2 separate regions of the Homo sapiens genome follow, and region 1 is linked to region 2. A link is an interaction called in ENCODE POLR2A ChIA-PET data of the cell type or tissue named here. Cell type or tissue: Caco-2. All regions are shown on one strand. Links, peaks and the distances in the headings refer to the core of each region. The heading gives the core; the rest is flanking DNA.

Region 1 (12,100 bases), core at 2,828-10,827, 61 kb after region 2:
GATCTTGGCTCACTGCAACCTTCACCTCCCAGGTTCAAACGATTCTTCTTTCTCAGCCTCCCGAGTAGCTATCATTACAGGCATGTGCCACCACGCCTGGCTAATTTTTGTATTTTTAGTAGAGATGGGGTTTCACCCTGTTGGCCAGGCTGGTCCCGAACTCCTGACCTCAGGTGATCCACCCGCCTTGGCCTGCCAAAGTGCTGGGATTACAGTTGTAAGCCACCATGCCCAGCTGCCATTGGGATTTTGATAGGGATTTCAATTAATTTATAGATTGCTTTGACTAGCATTGACATTTTAATAACATTAATTCTTCCAGTCTCTAAACACAAGATATCTTTTCATTTATTTGTGTTTTCTTTAATTTCTTTCATCAATATTTTATAGGTTTTGGTGTACAAGATTTCATCTCCTTAGCTAAGTTTATTTCCAAGTATTTTATTCTTTTGATGCTATTGTAAATGGGATTATTCTCTTAATTTCCTTTATGAATAGTTCATTGTTAGTGTATAGAAATGCAACTGATTTTTGCATGTTGATTTTGCATCTTGTAACTTTCCCAAATTCATTTATTAGTTTTAACAGATTTTTTTGCGGTCTTTAGGTCTTTAGTGTCTACTATATATAAGATCATGTCATCTGCAAACAGAACTTGTTTTACTTCTTCATTTGCAAGTTGGATGCCTTTTATTTCTTTTTCTTTTTCTTGCCTAATTGCTGTGACTCGGCCTTTTAGTACTAGTAACCTTAACCCTAACTCTTCTATTAATAGTACTATTCCAGTACTCTCCCACTATGGTGAGAGTGGGCATCTGAAACAATAACACTTCTAGAAGAAAGCATAGGGAAAAAAGCTTTTTGACATTGTTCTTGGCAATGTTTTCTTGGATATGACACCGAAAGCACAGGCAACAAAAGCCAAAACAGACAAGTGGAATTACACCAAACTAAAAAGCTTTTTCACAACAAAGGAAACAATCAACAAAATGACAAGGCAACCTACAAAAAGAAAAAATGTATTTGCAAACCATATATCTGATAAGGGGTTAATATTTAAAATATATAAGGAACACCTACAACTTAACAGCAAAAACAAAAACTAAAAACAATCCATCTTTAAAATAGGCAAAAGATCTGAATAGCTATTTCTCCAAAGAAGACATACAAATGGCCAACATGTATATGAAAGGCGCTTAACATAAGTAACCATCAGGGAAGTGCAAATCAAAACCACAAGGAGCTATTACTCACACACATTAGAATGACCATTATATATAAACAAAACAAAACAAAAAAACAAAAGTGTTGGTGAAATAGAGAGAAAAGAAAACCCCAATACATTGTTAGTGGGAATGTAAATTGGTACAGCCACTATGGAAGACAGTATGGAAACTCCTCAAAAAATTAAAAAGAGAACTACCATATGATCCAACAATCCCATTTCTGAGTATATATTTGTAGAGGAGCTGAAATCAGCATGTCAAAAAAATCTGCAAATATGTATATATTGCCACATATCCAAAATATATATATGGAAGTAACCTAAATATCCATCAGTGGATAAATGGATAAAGAAAGTATGGTATATGCATAAAATAGGATATTATTTAGCCTTAAAAAATAAAGAAACTCTGCCACTTGCAATAATATGGATGAACCTGGGGGATATTATGCTAAGTGAAGTAAGCCAGACATGGAAAAATGAGTAACTGCCTGATCCCACTTATATGAGGAATCTTGGATAGTAACACTCATAGGAGCAGAAAGCAGCATGGTGGTTTACAGAAACTGGTAGAAGGGGAAATGTGAAGTTGTTGGTCAAAGGGTACAAATTTTCAGTTACACAACATGGATAAGTTCTGGAGACCTACTACACAGCATAGCGCCTATAGTTAACAGTACTGTAACGTACACTTATATATTTTCTAGGAGTGTAGGTCTTATGTTAACTGTTCTTAGCACAAAAAATAATAATAAATAAATAACGGGAGAGGAAGAAAACTTTTGGAGGTGATAGATATGTATGTTTATGGCCTGGATTGTGATGATGGTTTCAGGAGCGTATACATATTTCCAAATTAATCATTATATACATTTAATACATACAGTTTTTGTGTCTCAATCATACCTCCATAAAGTGATTTTTAAAAATTCCTTGGAGGAATCCTGTATTGACTGGCTAGTCAGTCCTTTCACACTGATGAAGATGGGCTGTACTTTTGTCATCTGACCATCTTTCTCCATCCCTTTTCGGGTTTCTGAAGCCCTTTTGCTGGTGTATTGTGAAGGCTTTTAAGGAACATTTGCTTCCTCAGCAATGTCATTCATCCAAGTTTCCACAGTGAGTGTTCCATCTTATGTCAGCATCCCACCAGGGCAAGCAGAAGAATTTATGACCCTTCAAGTTCAAAGTTTATGCCTCTCTGTTGGATCATCCACTCAGTTGCTCATTTTTATCTCTCAGAAACCTCAAACTCTTCACTCATGTGCCTGGGAAAGATCACAGGCAAGTTCTTAAGCCCAAAGAACAATCTCACCTTTACCTACTGTATCAGGTCTACCTATTACCCAGAATCTCTTTGATGACTCATCTCACCCAATAATACTGATTGACACTTTTCTCTCTAAAGATAAAGTGAGAGTTTAGGGAGTGATTCTCCCATATGCACTAAAAAGCAAAATTAAGCAACAGTATCAGAAAGTTCATCATATCACAATGGAAACTGAAAAACAGGGTGGCATCAAGCAACAGATGAAAATTAAGGTATTTAAAACTACAGTGGGGCTCAATCTCTTTCAAAAACATATAAAATCTGATATCATACCAAAATTCTTGAAGCACAAATGAAGACTTAGACAATCTGTGTGGTGGCCGGGCACAATGGCTCACACCTGTAATGCCAGTACTTTGGGAGGCCGAGGTGGGCGGATCACTTGAGGTCAGGAGTTCGAGACCAGCCTGGCCAACATGGTGAAATCCCGTTTCTACTAAAAATACAAAAATTAGCCAGGCGTGGTGGTGGGCACCTGCAATCCCAGTTACTAGGGAGGCTCAGGCAGGAGAATTGCTTGAACCTGGGAGGCAGAGGTTGCAGTGAGCCAAGACAGTGTCACTGCACACCAGCCTGGGCAACGGAGCGAGACTCAGTCTCAAAAAACAAACAAACAAAAAATCTGTGTGGTAGCTGAGCTCATCAAAAACAGTTCCAGCTGGGCACAATGGCTCATGCCTATAATCTTTGGGAGGCTGTGGTGGGAGGATTGCTTGAGCCTAGGCGTTTGGGACCAGCCTGGGAAACACAGGAAGACTCCATCTCTACAAAAAAATTGAAAATTAGCCAGGTGTGGTGGTGTGCGCCTGTAGTCCCAGCCACTCAGGAGGTTGAGGTGGGAGGATTGCCTGAGCCTGGGAGGTTGCAGCTGTAGTGAGCCACGATGGCGCCACTGCCCTCCAGCCTGAGCAACAGAGCAAGACCCTGTCTCAAAAGAAAACCAAACAGGCCGAGTGTGGCAGCTCACGCCTGTAATCCCAACACTTTGGGAGGCCAAGGCAGGTGGATCACTTGAGGTCAGGAGTTCGAGACCAGCCTGGCCAACATGGTGAAATCCCATCTCTAACTAAAAACACAAAAATTAGCCAGGCGTGGTGGTGTGCACCTGTAATCCCAGCTCCTCAGGAGGGTGAGGCAGGAGAATCACTTGAACTTGGGAGGCAGAGGTTGCAGTGAACTGAGATCGCACCATTGCACTCCAGCCTGGGCAACAGAGCGAGACTCCATCTCAAAACAACAACAACAACAACCAAACAGCCGGCCACAGTGGCTCAAGCCTGTAATCCCAGCACTTTGGGAGGCTGAGGTGGGTGGATCACTTGAGGTCAGGAGTTCGAGACCAGCCTGGCCAACGTGGTGAAACCCCATCTCTACTAAAAATACAAAAAAAAAAATTAGCTAGGTGTGGGGGTGCACACCTGTAGTCCCAGCTACTGGGGAGGCTGAGGCAAGAGAATCACTCAAACCCGGGATGCAGAGGCTGCAGTGAGCCGAGAACACACCACAACACTGCAGCCTGGGCAACAGAGCAAAACTCTGTCTCAAAAAAAAAAAAAAGACAACCAACCAAACAAAAAACAGTTCCCTGCCCAAGACATGAGATGTGGATATGTGTGGCATCAGGGTAACAGTTAGCTCTGATAAGCTAAGGTGGGGGTGCAGGATGATTACCGCCAGAAGAATTGCTATAAGGATATACACTGACATTCTGCTTCAATGTGGCATCTCAATAGAATACTGGAAAAACATCAGTGACAGTGCTTCCTGAGAAAAGATTTTGAGTAGAGGATACATTTTAAGGGACAAAGTTACAAATAGTAATAAGGACTGTGAAGGGTGGTGACTGCTATACATTTAAAAAGAACATGTGAGCCATATGTGGGAAGAAATGCTTTGGGCATTGCTGTTAGAGAGAATGGTCATTTCTTTGGCAGAACTAGTGGTTGGTCCTGTTAAGGAGGTTTTTCTCCCCTATCTTTCCACCTAAAAAACACCTTAGCACTGAGTAGCAAGGGTTTGTATTTCACTATAAGATGCATGATTCTGAAATTGAAAGTGTGGTGATAAAACCTGAAAGGATATTACATAGACCACCAGGTTGGTCTTATTTGAATGCTGAGACCAGAACAGTCTGTTGAATTATTTCTTCATTTGACATATTTCTTTTAATAACTGTGGAAGACTGCATTTTTGTTCTCGATTATTCCCCACACTTCCCATAAGAGAATTTTATATCCTACATATTTCCATGTGACTTGCAGTGCCTTCCTACAGGTGCAGACTTCCCCACTCTATTAAGGTTAGGTTAACCCATGTGATTTCCTTCAGCCAATGAAATGTGAGGCATAAGCCATGTTTACCATCTAAACAGGAATTAAAGAGACATTGCATGGCTTAGCCATTGTACTCTTTTCTCTCTGTCACAGTAACGAATGTCTTTCATCTGTGTTACTCCGTCAACCTGGATTCTGAAATGAATACCCATTGAGCTAAGCTGCAGCTGACATGTACCAAGAGGGAGAAATAAACCTTTGTTGTCATAAACCACTGAGATTTGGGGGTGTTTCTTATTGCCACATAAACTAGCAAGAGCTCATTAATGCAATAATCTTACAAATTAGCACGGGAGCTATCCACTGACCGCAGTTATCAAGTATGCAATTACATATTCCAGATGAAGTGCTAGAGTCCAAATAGCTAAGATAAAAACATGCCTCACAAAGAAATGTAATTGATATTAATCTTAATTTTCTACCTAGAACTTTTCTTCACCTATTTGGTAGGTCGATAACAGGTTATAGAGTATAATATTTCCAGCTTCTGCATGTTCATTAAAAAGACCTCCATTGTACTCCATCAAATTAAGACTGTAATTAACCTAACATGTCTCCAAATAAAAGCCAACTTTTTCTGCTAACTTTTAAGGAAATCCTCACTTTCATTCAAAGATTCCTAATTCTAGCGGTGAGAAAACTATTTGCATTTACAACTTTGAATAAACAATTCAATTGACCTCCAACCTTCCCAACAGTTTCAAAAGCAAAATCATACATTAGAATACAACACAAAAGCACTAGGAGCCAGGCAACATTCCATAGGTTTTAACAGCCAATGAAACTCCAGACCATAATTAGTTCCTCTCTCAGTATTTTATCATAAAAGCCTAAGAAGTTTTTACAATTTCTAGGCTTGATATCTTTTAAGGCCAAATAATGTAGCCTCATTTATTTTTACTCTTTTTAAAAAATTTTTTGGAGGGAGGTATTCATATATTTGACATTTGAAAATCACTTTTCTTAACAACTATGATAGTGGTTTCTAGACTTTGTCCTTAAGCACAAGCCATTCTTCCTACATGACATGACCCATAACACAAAAACTTAAAGCTCCACAGAATAGTGAGACTTTGCTGTCTTCTGATGGATGATATCAAAGTTGAAGGCTAAAAGACCCTTTGGTGGTATAGCTTGGGACAGATTCTCTTTCCTTAAGATCTTCAATATAGGCTTTCATACATTCTTGTTTTTTTGAGACAGAACCTCACTCTGTCACCCGGACTGGAGTGTGGTGGCACAATCTTGGCTCCCTACAACCTTTGCCTTCTGGGTTCAAGTGATTCTCCTGCCTCAGCCTCCAGAGTAGCTGGCATTACAGGCACGTGCCACCACACCCCACTAATTTTTGTATTTTTAGTAGAGACAGGGTCTCACCATGTTGGCCAAGCTGGTCTCAAACTCCTGACCTCAACCGATCCACCTACCTTGGCTTCCCAAAGTGCTGGGATTACGGGCATGAGCCACCGCACCCAGCCTCATAAATTCTTTATCAAGGCTCATGCCTATATTTCTAACACTTTGGGAGGCCAAGGCGGGCGGAAAACTTGAGCCCAGGAGTTCGAGACTAGCCTGGCCAACATGGCAAAACCCCATCTCTACTAAAAATACAAAAATTAGCCAGGTGTGGTGGTGCACAGCTCTGGTCCCAACTACTCAGGAGGCTGAGGTGGAGGAATCGCTTGAACTCAGGAGGTGGAGGTTGCAGTGAGCTGAGATCGTGCCACTGCACTCAAGCCTGGGTGACAGAGCAAGACTCTGTCAAAAAAAAGGAGGGGATTGTTTATAAGGCTTACAAATTTTAAAGGTGTGGAGGAGTCACAAAGAGCAGCTGAAAGCTCCACCAAGTGGTCCCCATTGACGACTAACAAGGTGCGCTTCTTCAGGTTAAGCATGGGGTAAGGAAGGTAGGTCAACTTGCTTCTATACAAGAGAAAGCCCTGCGGCTCTTCCAGCCTGTATCTTGCCGCAAGGCAGTCAGGTTATTGTTGCTGATATCCAACCACTGCAAATAGACATCCTCAGGACACAGACTGGGACACTGGAAAACTTGTTTGCTGAGATATCTACGAATGCAACTGGCTTCCAATTACTTAATTCAAAAGGCAGCTCTGTGAATTCCAGATTTCCAGAACAATCCAGTCCCTCTAGATTTCACAATCTCCCAGCTCTGGAGGAATGCTCTTCAGATAGTTGAAACTCACATTGAGTTATTTCAGGTTCTTCAAACAACTGAGTTTAGCTGGAAAATGTGAGATTTGTTTCTTTGGCAGATCCTGAATTCTCATCGCTTGAAACAGCTCAATATATGTGGGAGTAATTTGAATCAGGGTGTCGCATACATGCCATTCTCTCAGGTGCGTCTGCTCCTTTAACAAATCTGGCAGCTCCGTCCAGTACTCCCCAGAAAGTCCAAACACAAACACACTGCTCCATTTGCCTCTGTCCTTGGGAAGTGAACTCTGCCTTGTGAGAGCTTTCCTTTCTATCTTTTCCAGAAGCTGCATGCTATGAATGTCTATGAAGCCACTATCCCAGCCAGTACTCAGCCCAGGAGATGCCTTTCCTCCTGCACTTGACCTCAAGGGGCCACTCCTCCTTTGTCTTTTCTGATGCACTCTTCTCAAGACTTTCTGCCTCCTTCTTCTGCCAAACTTGTGCTTCTTGACACAAGTTTCCCACAAGGCTCTGACAACAGAAATGTCAAATATGACCACTTTGTATCCCATTTTGGGAGCACGAAATTACCCGTGGGGAATGCGGATCTTTTCGGTGGGTTCTGGTCCTTGGGTGAGACAGGATTTTTTGTGGCTGAAAGGCTAGCGCCCTGGAGTTCTGGACTGTCTTCAGCCCAGCCAATACCAACATCACCAGACTGAGGGCCTCGGTTCCCTCCTCTCTTCTTTCTTTTTTAGAGACAGGATCTTGCTCTGTCACCTAGGCTGGAGTACAGTGGTGCGATCACAGTTCACTGCAGTCTCAAACTCCTGGCCTCATGTTATCCTCCTGCCTTGGCCTCACAAAGCCCTGGGATTTTGGGTGTGAGCCACTGCACCTGACCACTCAATTTTTAAAGAAAGAATTTATTTTAAATCCTGTATCTGTACAATATCCAAACAATTCATCAAATCAATGAAAAATGTTAGGCAATTCAGCTGTTCGATGCAACATTGGCACAAAGTGAGTCTCCAACTCCTGCCCTCAAGCACTCCTCCCACCTTGGCCTCCCAAAGCACTGGGATTATAGGTGTGGACCACTGTGCCTGGCTGTTTTTGTTTTCCTTAAGAAAAAAAAAAAACAATGGCTTGGTTTTATAACTACCAAATTGGAAAATTGGCTTGGCCTCTGGGCCAGACAGGTGTTATAATATTTCTACTGAGTTTAGCATACTATTCAGTCACAGGTAGAGATCCCGGGCAATGCTGAACCCCTTAGCCTCCCCTCCAAACAAACCAATGCTTTCTCCTATTGTTGTCTCACATTTTACTTCCACATATGCTGTAAACCTCATACTCTGTTATTACTTTTAACAATCATCTTTTTTTATTTTGGGTTTTCTTTGCTTTTATTATTATTTTAAATGGACACATAGTAATTGTACATATTTATGAGGTACAGTGTGATATTTAGATACATGTGTACAATGTATAATGACCAAATCCAGGTAATTAGCATATCCGTCACCTCAAATATCTATCATTTCTTTGTTTTGGGAGCATTCAAAATCTGCTTTTCTAGCTATTTGAAAATATACAATAAATCGTTGTTAATTATAGTCTCCCTGTAGTGTTATAGAACACCAGGAATTATTCCTCCTACCTAGTTGTATTTTTACTTCTGTCAACCAACTTTTGCCTATCTTCCCCTCCCCACCAACTCATCTCTGCCTCTAGTAACCACTATTCTACTTTCTATCTCTAAGAGATCAACTTTGTAGCTTCCACGTATGAGGAAGAACACACAGTATTTATCTTTCTCTGTCTGGATTATTTCACTTAACCTAACGTCCTCCAAGTTCATTCAGGTTGCTGTGAATGACAGAATTTTTTAATTTGTTATGGCAGTATTCTGTTGTGCATATACACCATGCTTTCTTTCTTTTTTTTTTGAGACGGAGTTTTGCTCTTGTTGCCCAGGCTGGAGTGCAGTGGTCTGATCTCGGTTCACTGAAACCTTCGCCTCTCAGATTCAAGTGATTCTCCTGCCTCAGACTCCTGAGTAGCTGGGATTACAGGCATCCGCCACCACGCCAGGCTAATTTTTTGTATTTTTAGTAGAGATGGGTTTTCACCATGTTGGCCAGGCTGGTCTCGAACTCCTGACCTCAGGTGATCCACCTGCCTCGGCCTCCCAAAATGCTAGGATTACAGACTTGAGCCACTGCACCCGGCCCTATACCATGCTTTCTTTATGTATTTTTATTTTTATTTGAGACGGAGTTTCGCTCTGTCACCAGGCTGGAGTGCAGTGGCCCAATCTCGGCCCCCTGCAATCTCCGCCTCCCGGGTTCAAGTGATTCTCCTGCCTCAGCCTCCCGAGTAGCTGTGCTATGCTTTTTTTTTTTTTTTTTTTTTTTTTTTTTTTGAGATGATGTTTCACTCTTGTTGCCCAGGCTGGAGTGCAACGGCACGATCTCAGCTCACCGCAACCTCCACCTCCTGGGTTCAAGCGATTCTCCTGTCTCAACCTCCTGAGTAGCTGGGATTACAGGCGCCCGCCACCATGCCCAGCTAATTTTGCATTAGCTGGTCTCGAATTCCTGACCTCAGGTGATCTGCCCGCCTCAGCCTCCCAAAGTGCTGGGATTACAGATGTGAGCCACTGTGCCCAGCCTGTACCATGCTTTCTTTATCCATTCATCTGTTGATGGATATGTAGGTGGATTCCATGTCTTAACTATTGTGAACAGTGCCACAATAAACATGAGAGTGCAGATATCTCTCTGACATATTGATGTCCTTTCCTTTGGATATATACCTAGATGTGGGATTGCTGGATCATATGGTAGTTCTATTTTTAGGGGTTTTTGGGTTTTTTTGTTTTGTTTTGTTTGTTTGTTTTTTGAGAGGGAGTCTCGCTCTGTTGCCCAGGCTGGAGTGCAGTGGCGCGATCTTGGTGCACTGCAACCTCTGTCTCCTGGGTTCAAGCTATTCTTCTGCCTCAGCCCCCTGAGTAGCTGGAATCACAGGCATCCGCCACCACACCCGGCTAATTTTTTGTATTTTTAGTAGAGATGGGGTTTCACCATTTTGGCCAGGCTGGTCTGGAACTCCTGATCTCAAGTGACCCACCTGCCTAGGCCTCCCAAAGTGCTGGGATTACAGGCATGAGCCACTGTGCCTGGCCTATTTTTAGTTTCTCGAGGAACGTCCACACTGTTTTCCATAATGACTGCTAATTTATATGGCTACAAACAGGGCATAAGAGTTCTCCTTTCTCACTGGGCGCGGTGGCTCACACCTATAATCGCAGCACTTTGGGAGGCCAAGGTGGGTGGATCACGAGGTCAGGAGATCGAGACCATCCTGGCTAACACGGTGAAAACCCGTCTCTACTAAAAATACAAAAAAATTAGCCGGGCACGGTGGCGGGCGCCTGTAGTCCCAGCTACTCGGGAGGCTGAGGCAGGAGGATGGCGTGACCTGGGAGGCGGAGCCTGCAGTGAGCCGAGATCGGACCACTGCACTCCAGCCTGGGCAACAGAGAGAGACTCCATCTCAAAAAAAAAAGAGTTCTCCTTTCTCCACCTCCCTACAAGCATTTGTTGGGTATTTTTTTGTTTTTGTTTTTTGTTTTTAATAATAGCCTTTCCAACTGGGGTAAGAGAACTTATTGTGGTTTTGATTTGTATTTCTCTGATGATTAGTAATGTTGAACATCTTTTCATATACCTGTGGGCCATTTGTATATCTTCTTGAATGAGAGATATCAGTTCAGCTCATTTGCCTATTTTTCATTTATTTATTTTTTTCTGTTGAGTTGTTTGCATTCCTTGAGTTCCTTGTATACTCTGGATATTAATCCCTGGCTGGATAAATAGCTTGCAAATATTTTCTAACATTCTGTAAGTCGTCTCTTCACTCTGTTGATTGTTTTCTTTGCTGTGCAGAAGCTTTTTCATTTGACAGAATTCCATTTGTCTGTTTTTGCCTTTATTGCCTATACTTATGAGGTCTTTTCCATAAAAATCTTTGACCAGGCAATGTCCTGAAGCATTTCTCCTGTCTTTATAGTTTTTGGTCTTACATTTAAATCTTTTTTTGTTTTTTGTTTTTTTTTCTTTTTTTTGAGATGGAGTTTCAAAGAGTTTCACTCTTGTTGCCCAGGCTGGATTGCAATGGCATGATCTCGGCTCACTGCAACCTCTGCCTCCTGAGTTTGAGCGATTCTCCTGCCTCAGCCTCCTGAGTAGCGCCCACCACCACGCCCGGCTAATTTTTTTGTATTTTTAGTAGAAACAGGGTTTCACCATGTTGATCAGGCTGGTCTTGAACTCCTGTCCTCAAGTGATCCACCTGCCTTGGCCTCCCAAAGTTCTGGGATTACAAGTGTGAGCCACTGTGCCCAGCCTACATTTAAATCTTTAATCCATTTTGAGGTTTGTTTGTTTGCATTTTTTTGTGATGGAGTTTCGTTATTTTTGCCCAGGCTGGAGTGCAATGGCGTGATCTCGGCTCACTGCAACCTCTGCCTCCGGGCTTCAAGTGATTCTCCTGCCTCAGCCTCCTGAGTAGCTGGGATTACAGGCAGGTGCCACCACACCTGGCTAATTTTGTATTTTTAGTAGAGATGGGGTTTCTCCATGTTGGTCAAGCTGGTCTTGAACTCCCGACCTCAGGTGATCCACCCACCTCGGCCTCCCAAAGTGCTGGGATTATAGGCATGAGCCACCATGCCTGGCTTTTTTTTTTTTTTAATATGGTGAGAGACAGGGGTCTAGTTTTATTTTTTCACATACAAATATTCAGTTTTCCAGCACCATTTATTGAAAAGACTGCCCCTTCCCCAATAAATGTTCTTGGCATCTTTGTTGAAAATAAGCTAACTGCAAATATGTGGATTTATTTTTGGGCTCTCTATTCTGTCCCATTCATCTGTGTGCCTGCTTTTGTGCCAGTGCCATGTTGTTTTGTTACTATAGCTCTTGTAGTATATTTTGAATTCCAGTAGTGTGATGCCTCCAATTTTGTTCTTTTTGCTCAAGATTGCTT
Region 2 (12,100 bases), core at 1,416-9,415:
GGGGTTTTGCCATGTTGGCCAGGTTGGCCTTGAACTCCTGAACTCAAGTGATCCTCCTGCCTCAGCCTCCCAAAGTGCTAGGATTATAGGCGTGAGCCACTGTGCGTGGCCATATATTATGTGTTTATTACCATAATTTCTTTAAAAAGTATCAAACTCAAATGGATAAATATTATACAAAATACCTAACCAGTACTCTTCAAAAATAAATCTTTGAAGGTCAGGAAAAATAAAACATTCAGAAACTGTCAAAGATTGGAGGAGATAGGAGACATGAAGACTAAAACACAACATGGTATTCAACACTGGAAAAGACAAAGGACATTAGTGGGAAAACTGGTGAAATCCAAATAAAGTCTGTGGTTTAGTAAAGCAAATACAGTTAACCCTTGAACAACACTGGTTTGAAATGCATGTTCAAAGTGCATGTGTCCACTTATACACAGATTATTTTCAATAAAATTTACACTGAATGTGCCTGCCCCTCCTTCCTCTCCTTCCACTTCCTCTCTATCTTCTGCCTCTGCCACCTGAGACAGCAAGACCAAACCCTCCACCTCCTTCTCCTCCTCAACCCACTCAACATGAAGACAACAAAGACCTTTATGATGATCCACTTTCACTTAGTGAATAGTAGCTACGTTTTCTCTTCCTTATGATTTTCTTAATAACATTATTTTCTCTAGCTTAGTTTATTGTAAGAATATAGTATAGAATAATACAACATACAAAATATAGCTTAATCAACTGTTTATGTTATTGGTAAGGCTTCCAGTCAATAGTTGGTTATTAGTAGTTAAGTTTTGGGGGAATCAAAAATTACACACAAATCTTTGACTGGGCCAGGGGTCAGTGCTCCTAATCCCCGAGCTGTTCAAGGGTCAACTGTAATTTCTTTTTTAACTTTCTTATTTTTTGGAGATAGGGTCTCACTTTATTGCCCAGGCTGGAGAGCAGTGGCATGAACATGGCTCACTGCAGCCTTGACCTCCCAGGATCAAGAGATCCTCCCGCTTCAGCCTCTCAAGCAGCTGGGACTACACGTGCGTACCACCACCCCTGGCTAATATCTGTATTTTTTGTAGAGACAGGGTTTCACCCTGTTGCACAGGCTGGTCTTCATCTCCTAAACTCAAGCAATCTGCCAGCTTCAGCCTCGTAAAGTGCTGGGATTATGGGTATGAGTCACCATGCCCAGCCCTCAACTGTACCTTAAGGAGAAAAAAAAAAATTATTTGAAATTATGTGGTGATACAGCAATACAGACTAGATTAGAATTCTGAAAAAGAAACTCATTTAAAATTTTAAAACTAGGCGGGGCATGGTAGCCCAAGCCTGTAATCCCAGCATTTTGGAAGGCAGAGGCGGGCAGATCACTTGAGGTCAGGAGTTTAAGACCAACCTGGTCAGTATGATGAAAGCCCATCTCTACTAAAAATACAAAAATTAGCCAGGCATGGTGGCACATGCCTGTAATCGCAGCTACGTGGGAGGCTGCGGTAGGAGAATTGCTTGAACCCAGGAGGCAGAGGTTGCAGTGAGTGGAGATCGCACCACTGCACTCCAGCCCGGGCAACAGAGCGAGACTTTGTCTTGGGAAAAAAATAAATAAATAAAACGTAAAACCCATTAATCTATGAAGTACCTCTAAGGCACACAGTTACTGCTGAATACTAGGAAAGAGTGATTAGGAAAACAGATCTGTTATTCAAAAAGATCATTCAGAACATATTAAAAAGAGAAAGTAAATAAGTCCCAAATCATAGATTTCTATGAAAGAACAGGCATTCTGGAATATTGACAAGCAGACAGTAAGATTTAAATTCATTTAAAATGGTTTTGGGGAGTTTTGCTTCCCCTCTGCTACAAGAACTGCCCTCCTGCTACAAAGAGCTAGAAAACCAGACAAAAATCTATGAAATAATAGTTTTCACACAAAGGACAATATGCATCACAGGACTGTGTTCCCTGAGAGAAGAATAACAAATAAACTAAGCTCTACAATTGCTCCAGCTTACTGCCTACTGATGCTTTCAAAGTCACCATTCCAAGAGGGGAAACCAACAGAACCCAGTAGTCACACCAAGTTGAAGAGACTAAGATGAGAGTTAGGAGGCCAAGGCAGCTAGAATTTATGGGAGAGTATACTAGAAAGGTGGGAGCTGCACAGAGAAAACGCTCTGAAGAGCTGCAGAGGGTCCCCTCAAGAACGCAGCTAAGTAATGATTTGCGCATGAGTAAATTCAATCACTACAAGTCCAGGGAAAGAACCACCCAAACAGAGTAGGATGAACAGTTCTCAGGGCTCACATGGAGATTGGAACAGTTCACATTCCTATGAGCCACAGTGGAGAGATCCTGTAATACAAGGGAATTTGGATAGAGTCCTCAAAAGGGTCAAGTCTTAGTACTAGGGCTTAAGTAGCACCAGAGCACAAAATCATATTAATCCATCATAAGAAGACTCAAAACAATTAATCTGATACATAAATAACTAAATGCCATACCGAGGTCCAACACTCTTTAAAGGAAAACAACAATATTTAGCATTTAACATAAAATCCACAGTGTATAGAATCCAATAAAAATTATAAGACATGCAAAAAAGCAGAAATATATATACCAAAATCAGGATAAAAGTCAGTAAATACAAATATAGTAATGAGAGATGAAGTAGCATAAAAGGACCTTAAAATAAATGTTACAAATCTTTTAAAATTTTTCTTAAGGATATAAAAGCTAATATAAAGACAGTGAGGAAGAAAATGAAACACATAATATCCAAATAAAATTATTGTTAAAAAGATACAATATTTGAAATAAAATGAAATTGAAATGAAAAATACACTGGACATGATTAACAGAAGATTGGACACTGCAAGCAAAAGACCTTGAAGACAGCAATAAAAGTATCCAAATGAAGCACAAAGAGAGAAAAAGACTGGAGAAAGAAATAACCAGAGCTTCAGCAGGATACTATCTAGGGAAGAACATGCATTTACAGCCATACATCGCTTAATGATGGAGATACATTCTGAGAAATGGGTCCTTAGGCAATTTCATCATCGTGCGAACATTACAGAGTATATTTACACAAACCTAGATGGTACAGCCTACTACACACCTAGGCTATATGGGATAGCCTATTGCTTCTAGGCTAAACCTGTACAGCATGTTACTGTACTGAACACTGTAGACAAATGTAACACAATGGCAGGTACTATATATCTAAACATAGAAAAGGAACAGTAAAAATACATATAAAAGTGAAATAGGACGCTTACCATGAGTGGAGCTTGCAGGCCTGGAAGGTGCTCTGGGTGAGTCAATGAGTGATGGTGAGTGAATGTGAGGGCCTAGGACATTACTGCACACTACTGTAGACTTTATGAACATTGTACATTCAGGATACACTAAAATTATTTTTTAATATTTTTCTTTCTTCAATAAATTAGCCTTAGCTTACCAATACTTTTTACTTTATCAACTTTAATTTTAACTTACTGACTCTTTTGTAATAACACTTAGCTTAAAATACAAATACACTGTATAGCTGTACAAAAATATTTTTTCTTTATATCCTTATTCCATATGCTTTTTTATATCTTTAAAATGTGTGCTTTTTTTAAAAACTTTTTTGTTAAACACCGAGACATAAACACATACATTAACCCAGGCCTACATGGAGTCTGATCATGAATATCACTGTCTTCCACCTACACATTTTGTCCCACAGGAAGGTTTTCAGGGGCAATAACACACATGGAGCTGTCATCTCCTATGATAACAATGCTTCCTTCTGGAATACCTCCTGAAGGAACTGCCAACGGCTGTTTTACAGTTACTTTTTTTTTTTATAAGTAGAAAGAGTACACTCTAAAGTAACCATAAAAATTACAGTATAGGCTGGGCATGGAGGCTAATGCCTGTAATCCCAGCACAAAGAGACTGAGGCAAAGAGATCGCTTGAAGCCAGGAGTTCAAGACCAGCCTAGGCAACACAGGAAGTCCCCATCTCTACAAAAATATATCTTTTTAATTACTCAGGTGGGGTGGCGTGTGCCTGTAGTCACAGCTATACTCAGGTGGCTGAGGCAGGAGGATTGCTTGAGCCCAGGAGCTCTAGGCTGCAGTAAGCTATGATCAGGCAACTACACTCCAGCCTGGGCAATGGAGCAAGACTCTGTCTCAAAAAACAAACAAACAAAAATTAACTATAGTAAATACATAAGCCAGTAACTGTCATTTATTATCAAGTATTACGTACTGTACATAATTGTATATGCTATACTTTTATATGACTGGCAGCACAGGCTTGTTTACACTAGCATCACCACAAACGTGAGTAATGCCTTGCACTATGAAATTACCACAACTACAGTATCACCAGGTGATAGAAAATTTTCACCTCCATTATAATCTCATGGGACCTCCGTCATATATGCAGTCAGTCATTGACCAACATCATTATGCAGCACTTGTCTGTAATAGGCATCCCAGAAAGGGAATAAAGTAGAAGATTATCTTCAAAGCACTAGAAGAATAACTGTTAACCTAGAATTCTACCCAGTGAAAATATCTTTCAAAATGAAGAAGTGATAAGCACATGAAAAGATGTCAATATTCTTAGCCATCAAGAAAACACCAATTGGCCAGCCACGGTGGCTCATACCTGTAATCCCAGCACTTTGGGAGGCGGAGGCAGGCGGATCACCTGAGGTCAGGAGTTTGAGACCAGCCTGGGTCAACATGGTGAAATCCTGGCTCTATTAAAAATACAAAAATTACCTGGTGGTGGCGCATGCCTATAATCCCTGTTACTTAGGAGGCTGAGGCAGGAGAATCACTTGAACCCAGGAGGTGGAGGCTGCAGTGAGCCAAGACTGTGCCACAGAACTCCAGCCTGGGCAACAGAGTGAGACTCTATGTCCAAAAAAAAAAAAAAAAAAAGAGAAAAAACACCAATCAAAAACTTCACAACTTGGCTATAATCAAAAAGATAACAACAAATGTTGACAAGGATGTGAAATATTGGAACCCACATACACCACCTGTGCGCACATAAAATGGTGCAGCCACTTTGGAAAACAGTTTGGCAGTCCTCAATAGTTAAATATACAGTCACATGTGACCCAGAAATTCTACTTCTAAATATATACCTAAGAGAAATAAAATCATATATCTAAATAAAAATTTATGTATCCTAAGGCTGAAGCAGACAGAGTACAAATAACATATTGTACTGAAATATAAAATATGTTGTATATAACTGAAAGATACTGTGGTGTCAGAAAGTAGAAAGCACTCAAAAAATAAAGAGGACATGTCAAAAGGAATATAAGTGAACATAAAGGCTCCTAATCACCAAATATGGGCAATTAGAGTGACAAAATAACAACAGTAATGGATTATAACCAAAAGAATAAATTAAGAATCTATACTGATATAAATAAATTATAATCAAATACATGAATAAATGGGAAACTCTTTTGTACAATAGGATTTTACACAATAGAAGTTCCATTGTTCCTTCTACAAATTGTTTCTTCTAAATGTAGAAGAAATAAGGGATATTTTTTAATCACCATTTGGCAAACACCACAATAATAACTGTTTCAGTAAGAATCAATAACACATGCCAAAATTAGGGGGCAAAAGTATGAGAAACAATATATGTACAAAATTTCAAAGGACCCCCTACAAGATGCTTATTAATTGCAATGGGAAAAATAACCCTTTCAGTGAAGAAATCTGTCAGATACCAACGAGCAATCAAAGTTAATATCACCAAAAATGGACAAATCAACATCATGTGCTTTCTAATACACTGTATTGAAAAGCATATGTCACTTATGTGCTCAAAAGTACATAACTTGAAATTAATTATGAGGAAACATCAGACAAACCCCAAATGAGAGCTGTACATAATAACTGGCCAGTACTCTTCAAAAGTGTCAAGGATATCAAACACAAAAAGAGACTGAGAATGTGTTCCAGGTTAAAGGAAACTAAGGAAACAAAACACTTAAATGCAGCTGGGCACAGTGGCTCATGCATATAATCCCAGCACTTGGAAGGACGAGGTGGGAGGATCACTTGAGGCCAGGAGTTTGAGACCAGCCTGGGCAACATAGTGAGAACCCATCTCTACAAAAAAAAAAAAAAAAAAAAAAGTTAAAAATTAGCCTGACATAATAAAATGTGCCTGCAGTCCCAGCTATTCAGGTGGCTGAGGTGGAAGCATCACTTGAGCCCAGGAATTTGAGGCTGCAGTGAGCTATGATCAGGCCAAGGTACTCCAGCCTGGATGACAGAGCGAGACTCTATCTCAAAAAAAAAACAAAAAACAATTAAATGCAACATACAATTATGGATTGAATCTTGGACCAAAAAAAGGACATTAGAGGGACAATTAGTAAATCAATGTTTATTTCCTGATTTTGATCATTGTATTATAGTTATAAAGATTTTAACACTTAGGGGATCCAAGCAGAGGTTAAATAGGAATTTTTAAAACTATTTTTGCAACTGTGAGTTTTTTTAAGCATGAAATTATTTCAAAAGAAATTTTTTTTCCATATGGGTCTTACTATATTGTCCAGGCTAGAGTGTAGTGGCTATTCAGAGATCTCACTACCCATCAGGACAGGAGTTTTGATCTGCTCTGTTTTTGACCTGGACCAGTTCACCCTCCTTAGACAACCTAGTGATCCTCCACTCCTGATAGGTCACCATATTGATGCTGAACTTAGTGCTGACACTGGATCACCACTGTGGGTGGCGTTGCAGACACCCAATCAGCATAGCACAACACAGCCCAGAACTCCTGGGCTCAAGGTATCCTCCTACCTCAACCTCCTGAGTAGCTGAGACTACATGTGGGCACCACTGAGACCAGCTCAAATTTTTTTTTAATTTAATCTTAAGTGAAAAGTCAAGCAAACTGGCAAGAGATCATTGTAATACATATCCAACAAAGAACTCATATCCAGAATAAAAAACTAATCATTAAGAAAAAAAAAGACTTTTTACATAAGATATCCAATAACATATGGAAAGATGCTCAAAATCACAAGCCATCAAGAGATATCTCTGATATCCATAGATACCTGTCTTCTCGGTAGACATGGGAATCTGACTCTTAGCTTAATTTTATCAGCTCTTTAGAATGAAAATACTCAGATCATCAGTATTTGCAGCCTAGAGAATAATTTTCCTCCTGTGAGTTCCTTTGAGCAATCAAGAATGGAGCTTCTAAAACACAAGTGAGCTAAGAATCAACTAGGCAGACTTCTAGGAACACATAGACATCACATATTTTGTATCAGGAAAATAGTGGACTGCAGTGGATTGAAGATGGCCACACATTTTTTGTCACTCCTCCCATCAAGAGGTAGAGTCTATTTCCCCTCTCCCCATGTCTCTGGGCTGGTGTCATGACTTGCCTTGACCAAAAGATTTCTGTGTAAGTTTGCTATGCCACTGCCACACCTCCATTCTCTCGAGAGCCAGACGCCAAGATATAAGGAAGCTTGGTCTAGAGACCACTTAGAAAGAGAATGAGGCCAAGTATAAGAGAAGTGCCCCAGACTTCCAGTCAATCCAGCTAAGGCCCCAGATCTGTTAAAATGGCCATCTTGGATCTTTCAGTCTCAACTAGCCACCAGCTGAATGCAGTCACATGAGGGATCCCAATGAGACTGGCAGAAGACCTTTCTAACTCACTACATTCCCGACGAACAAAAATTGTTACTATTTTAAACCATGAACTTTTGGAATGGTTTGCTACACATCAACAGATAACTATACAATGGTGATAATTCTCTTGTGATTTTTTCTTTTTTTTAGCATTTTCTACAACCTTTTCCCTCAGCAATGGTAAATGGCTTTCACAGACGCTGTGATTGGTCTGCAGAAATTTGGGAGAAGGCAATTTGCAGGGACACCAAAATGCATTCCCAGAAGGATCAGCTAAACAAGACAATTACTCTCCTGGGGCAGTTTGTGAGTGTTTGAACACAGTATACTAGTTGCCCATAATATCCATTTTCCCCTTCTTTCAGAGTAATCGTTTTTTGTTTTTTCTTTTTAAGACAGAGTCGCACTCTGTGGCCCAGGTTGGAGTGCAGTGGCACAATCTTGGTTCACTGCAACCTCTGCCTCCCAGGTTCAAGCCATTCTCCTGCCTCGGCCTCCCGAGTAGCTGGGATTAGAGGCGTGCGCCACCACACCCAGGTAATTTTTGTATTTTTAGTAGACATGGGGTTTCACCATGTTGGCCAGCCTGTTCTCAAACTCCTGACCTCAAGTGATCCGCTTGCCTCAGCCTCCCAAAGTGCTGGGATTACAGGCGTGAGCCTCTGCACCCAGCCAAGAGTAACAGAATTTTTAACCAAACATGTGGCTGTCAAAATAAAGACTACATTTCCTTGCCTTCCTTGCAACTAAATTCTTGTGACTAAATTCTGGACAAAGGGATGTTGGCAGAAGTATGGTATGGCAGTTTACAGGAAAAAGGCTGCTAGTCAAGTTTGGCCCCCTGACCCTTCGGATAACCAGCTGCCTGGAATTCACAACACCTTAGACCAGCAGCCGCCAACCTTTTTGGCACCAGGGACTGGACCGTGAATTGGCTGATGGAAGCCAATTTTTCCACGGACCAAGGGTGTGGGGGATGGTTTCAGGATGAAACTGCCCCATTTTAGATCATCAGGCATTAGTTCGATTCTCATAAGGAGCGTGCAACCTAGATCTCTTGCATGCGCAGTTCACAACAGGGCCTGCGCTCCTCTGAGAATCGAATGCTGCTGCTGACCTGACCGGAGGTGGAGCTAAGGTGGGAATGCTCACTCGCCTGCTGCTCGCCTCCTGCCATGCAGCCTGGTTCTTCACACGCCACAGATCGGTACCAGTCCCCAGCATGAGGTTCGGGAACCCTAGCTCTAGACCATGAGGATGAGGCCACATCCTAGGGATTGCCAAGCTGTGAAGTGAAAGGAGCATGGGTTCCTGAGGACTTCATAAAGCAGGTCCACTATACCAAGCTATGACTGCAAAATGTACATTTTTACATGAAGAAAAAAAACTGGTTATCTGGGGTTTTCTGATGCTCTTAATTGAACCTAATCCCATCTGATGCAGTGGATAGCAACAAGAAGAGCTATCCCTCACAGAAATAAAGAAGTTTGGAACACTGTATCAAAACGTACTTTCGCCCCCAATATTCTCTAAGCCTCACAACCACAATAATACACTGCTCCAACAGGAGCTCATTTATAAAGGGTCACTCAGGTAAGAAAAAGCAGTACAGAACTAGAAACCAAATCTCCATATTCTTTCTACTTCATTAAAAGAGGTCATTTAATTGCCCAGCACGGTGGCTCACACCTGTAATTCCAGCAGGCGTGAGCCACCACACGGGGCAAGGAGACAGGCTTTTTTGTGTTTTTGTTGTTTTTTTTTTCAGATGGAGTCTCGCTCTGTCACCCAGGCTAGAGTGCAGTGGCGCGATCTCAGCTCACTGATACCTCCGCCTCCCAGGTTGAAGCAATTCTCCTGCCTCAGCCTCCTGAGTAGCTGGGATTACAGGGGCGTGCCACCACACCTGGCTAATTTTTGTATTTTTAGTAGAGATGGGGTTTCACCACGCTGGTCAGGCTGTGAAACCAGCCTCAGGGCAGCATGGTGAAACTCCATCTACAAACAATACAAAAATTAACCAGGCACGGTGTTTTGTGTGCCTGCAGTTCCAGCTATTCAGGAGGCTGAGGAGTAGGGACTGCTTGAGCCCGGGAGATTTAGGCTGCAGTGAGCCATGATCATGCCACCGCACTCCAGCCTGGGCAAGAGAATAAAATCTTGTTCAAAAAACAAAAACATGTCTCCTTATCACTAAATCTACATCCAGCCGTCAAAGGGGAAATATGTATCCCATTAACAAATAATTACTAAATATCTACTATGTTCCTAACACCATCGTGTCCCGTTAACAAATAATTACTAAATATCTACTATGTTTCTAACACCAGTCTAGGCACTAGAAATATACCAATAAGCAAGAACGAGACAATCGGTACCTTCCTACCTTCACAGAATTTAAATTGCAATGGAGGGGAATGTCAAACCACTTATTAAATTAGATAATATATATAAAGTACTCAAAATAGCGATTGGCATATAGTAAATGTTCAATATCTGATTAGCTATAAATATTACCTCTAAGTTTCTGGGTCATCAGCCTTATGCAGACTAAAAAGTAAGCCTTCCTATTCACCCAGCTAAAAACCAAGAGATTCTCTAGATGGTTTTGTACTGAATGTCCTTACTTTTGATCAGCAGGCCATCCTTTAGAGAACCGTCTCCCTCCCACAATCTATATCTTGTAGATCTATACAGAAGCACACAAGTCCGGTCGGATTTCCTTACTCAGGAATTGGAATTACAGGAGAGACAGGAAATGAGAAACACCCAGAAATCCAGGGATTCACATGGCTGAGCTCCACATGGACCCATTTCTGCCAGCACCACTTGGCTCTTATCCCTCTTGAGGCCTGGCTGTTCAGATTGTAATTCACTTATTCCAATAAACCTCTTTTTCCTGCTGAAAACAGCCAGAATTGTGTTGCTTACAAAGAATCCTACCTGATACAGTTGTGTGAAGTAAGATCATTCTACAAAAAGTAGTGTTTACAACCAAATACAATTGCCGAAACTCATTAAACTGTACCTTTAAAATGAGTGAATTTTACTATTTGTGAAGTATACCTCAATGACACTGGGAGGGGAAAGCATTTTATTTAAAAGTGTAAACAGCACACACACTTATTCTGAATAATAAAATATTTTTAGGTTACTTCCACGTACATTAATTTCATTATGCTCTATGACTAAAAAGCTATGGTCGTCCCTCCATAGCTGCAGGGGATTGGTTCTAAGATTCCAGCAGATTGAGTCCCTTATATACAATGGTGTAGTATAATACCTAATGCAATGTAAATGATAGGTAAATAGTTGTTTACTATTTTTTTTACTGTTATATTCTCATTTTTTATTTAATTAAAAAAAAATTTTTTTTTTTTGAGACGGAGTCTCGCTCTGTCACCCAGGCTGGGGTGCAGTGGCGGGACCTTGGCTCACTGCAACCTCCACCCCCCGGGCTCAAGCTGTTTCTCCTGCCCCAGCCTCCCGAGTATCTGGAATTACAGGCTCCTGCCACCATGTCCGGCTAATTTTTGTTGTGTTTTTTTAAAGTAGAGATGGGGTTTCGCCATGTTGGCCAGGCTGGTTTCAAGCTCCTGACCTCAAGTGATCCACCCACCTCGGCCTCCCAAAGTGCTGAGATTACAGGCATGAATCACCATGCCCAGCCAATTTTTTAAAAAAATATTTTTGATTTGAGATTGGTTGAATCCAAGGATGTGAAACCACAGATACAGAGGGTTGCCTATATGTACAGAAAACACTTAATATGGCCCATTTTAATATAGTCCCATTTAAAATCAAGTTGTAGTAACTGCAACAATTCTAGAATGAGAAGTATGTCAATATCTCAAAACTTAACTTCCTTACTAGTGCAATAAAGCTCACAACATAAATAATGATCATAGCTTGCTTTCACGTTTATTGATAGCACCCTACAGTATTTTGATTAATTATTTGTTTTGCTTACATTTCAACTCTCTACTTAGTCTTACTCTGCAAGCAGACTATATCACAGCAGGAAACCCCTTCAAAATGAAAACCTCTTCAAGCTCCAGGAAAGACTGAAATCAGGACAGCCACACTTGCTCATGTTTTACATTACATGAATTTAAGACATGCCTCACTTGGTCACGCCATGCTCTGTTCATTGAGGAATCTCTATGACAGGAGCTCCTCGGAATACCTAAGAACATGATTGTCCTACTTGCCACCAATCTAAAAGGCCACCCTTGATCACTTTCACAAATCCACACTGAATCTGCTACCTATTAGTACACCCTAATCACTTTTGAGATGTTTTATATTTTAAGGTTAGTGAAAGGATAAATAATGAAAAAGGAACACTTGGACCCAGTGCAGTGGCTCACACCTGTAATCCCAGCACTTTGGGAAGCCAAGG

What was found. Peaks named below come from ENCODE experiments on the same cell type or tissue, not always from the same donor. Only the 100,000 strongest peaks of a DNase experiment are listed, where the experiment ranks them.
Region 1: POLR2A ChIA-PET joins it to region 2 with 5 read pairs; 2 of 35 experiments call an interaction of 5 or more read pairs at or near these places.

The regions. Positions count from the first base shown.
Region 1 is chr2:174,293,340-174,305,439 of GRCh38, forward strand. It overlaps the pseudogene LRRC2P1. Among named protein-coding and RNA genes, the nearest start is that of LINC01305, 27 kb to the right of the region's middle. In Caco-2, for the core only: no CTCF peak of the experiment used is centred there; no DNase peak of the experiment used is centred there.
Region 2 is chr2:174,233,564-174,245,663 of GRCh38, forward strand. All of the region lies in intron 2 of OLA1 (Obg like ATPase 1), which reads right to left. It also overlaps the pseudogene RN7SL65P. Among named protein-coding and RNA genes, the nearest start is that of OLA1, 8.9 kb to the right of the region's middle. In Caco-2, for the core only: no CTCF peak of the experiment used is centred there; a DNase peak (open chromatin) is centred at 6,238.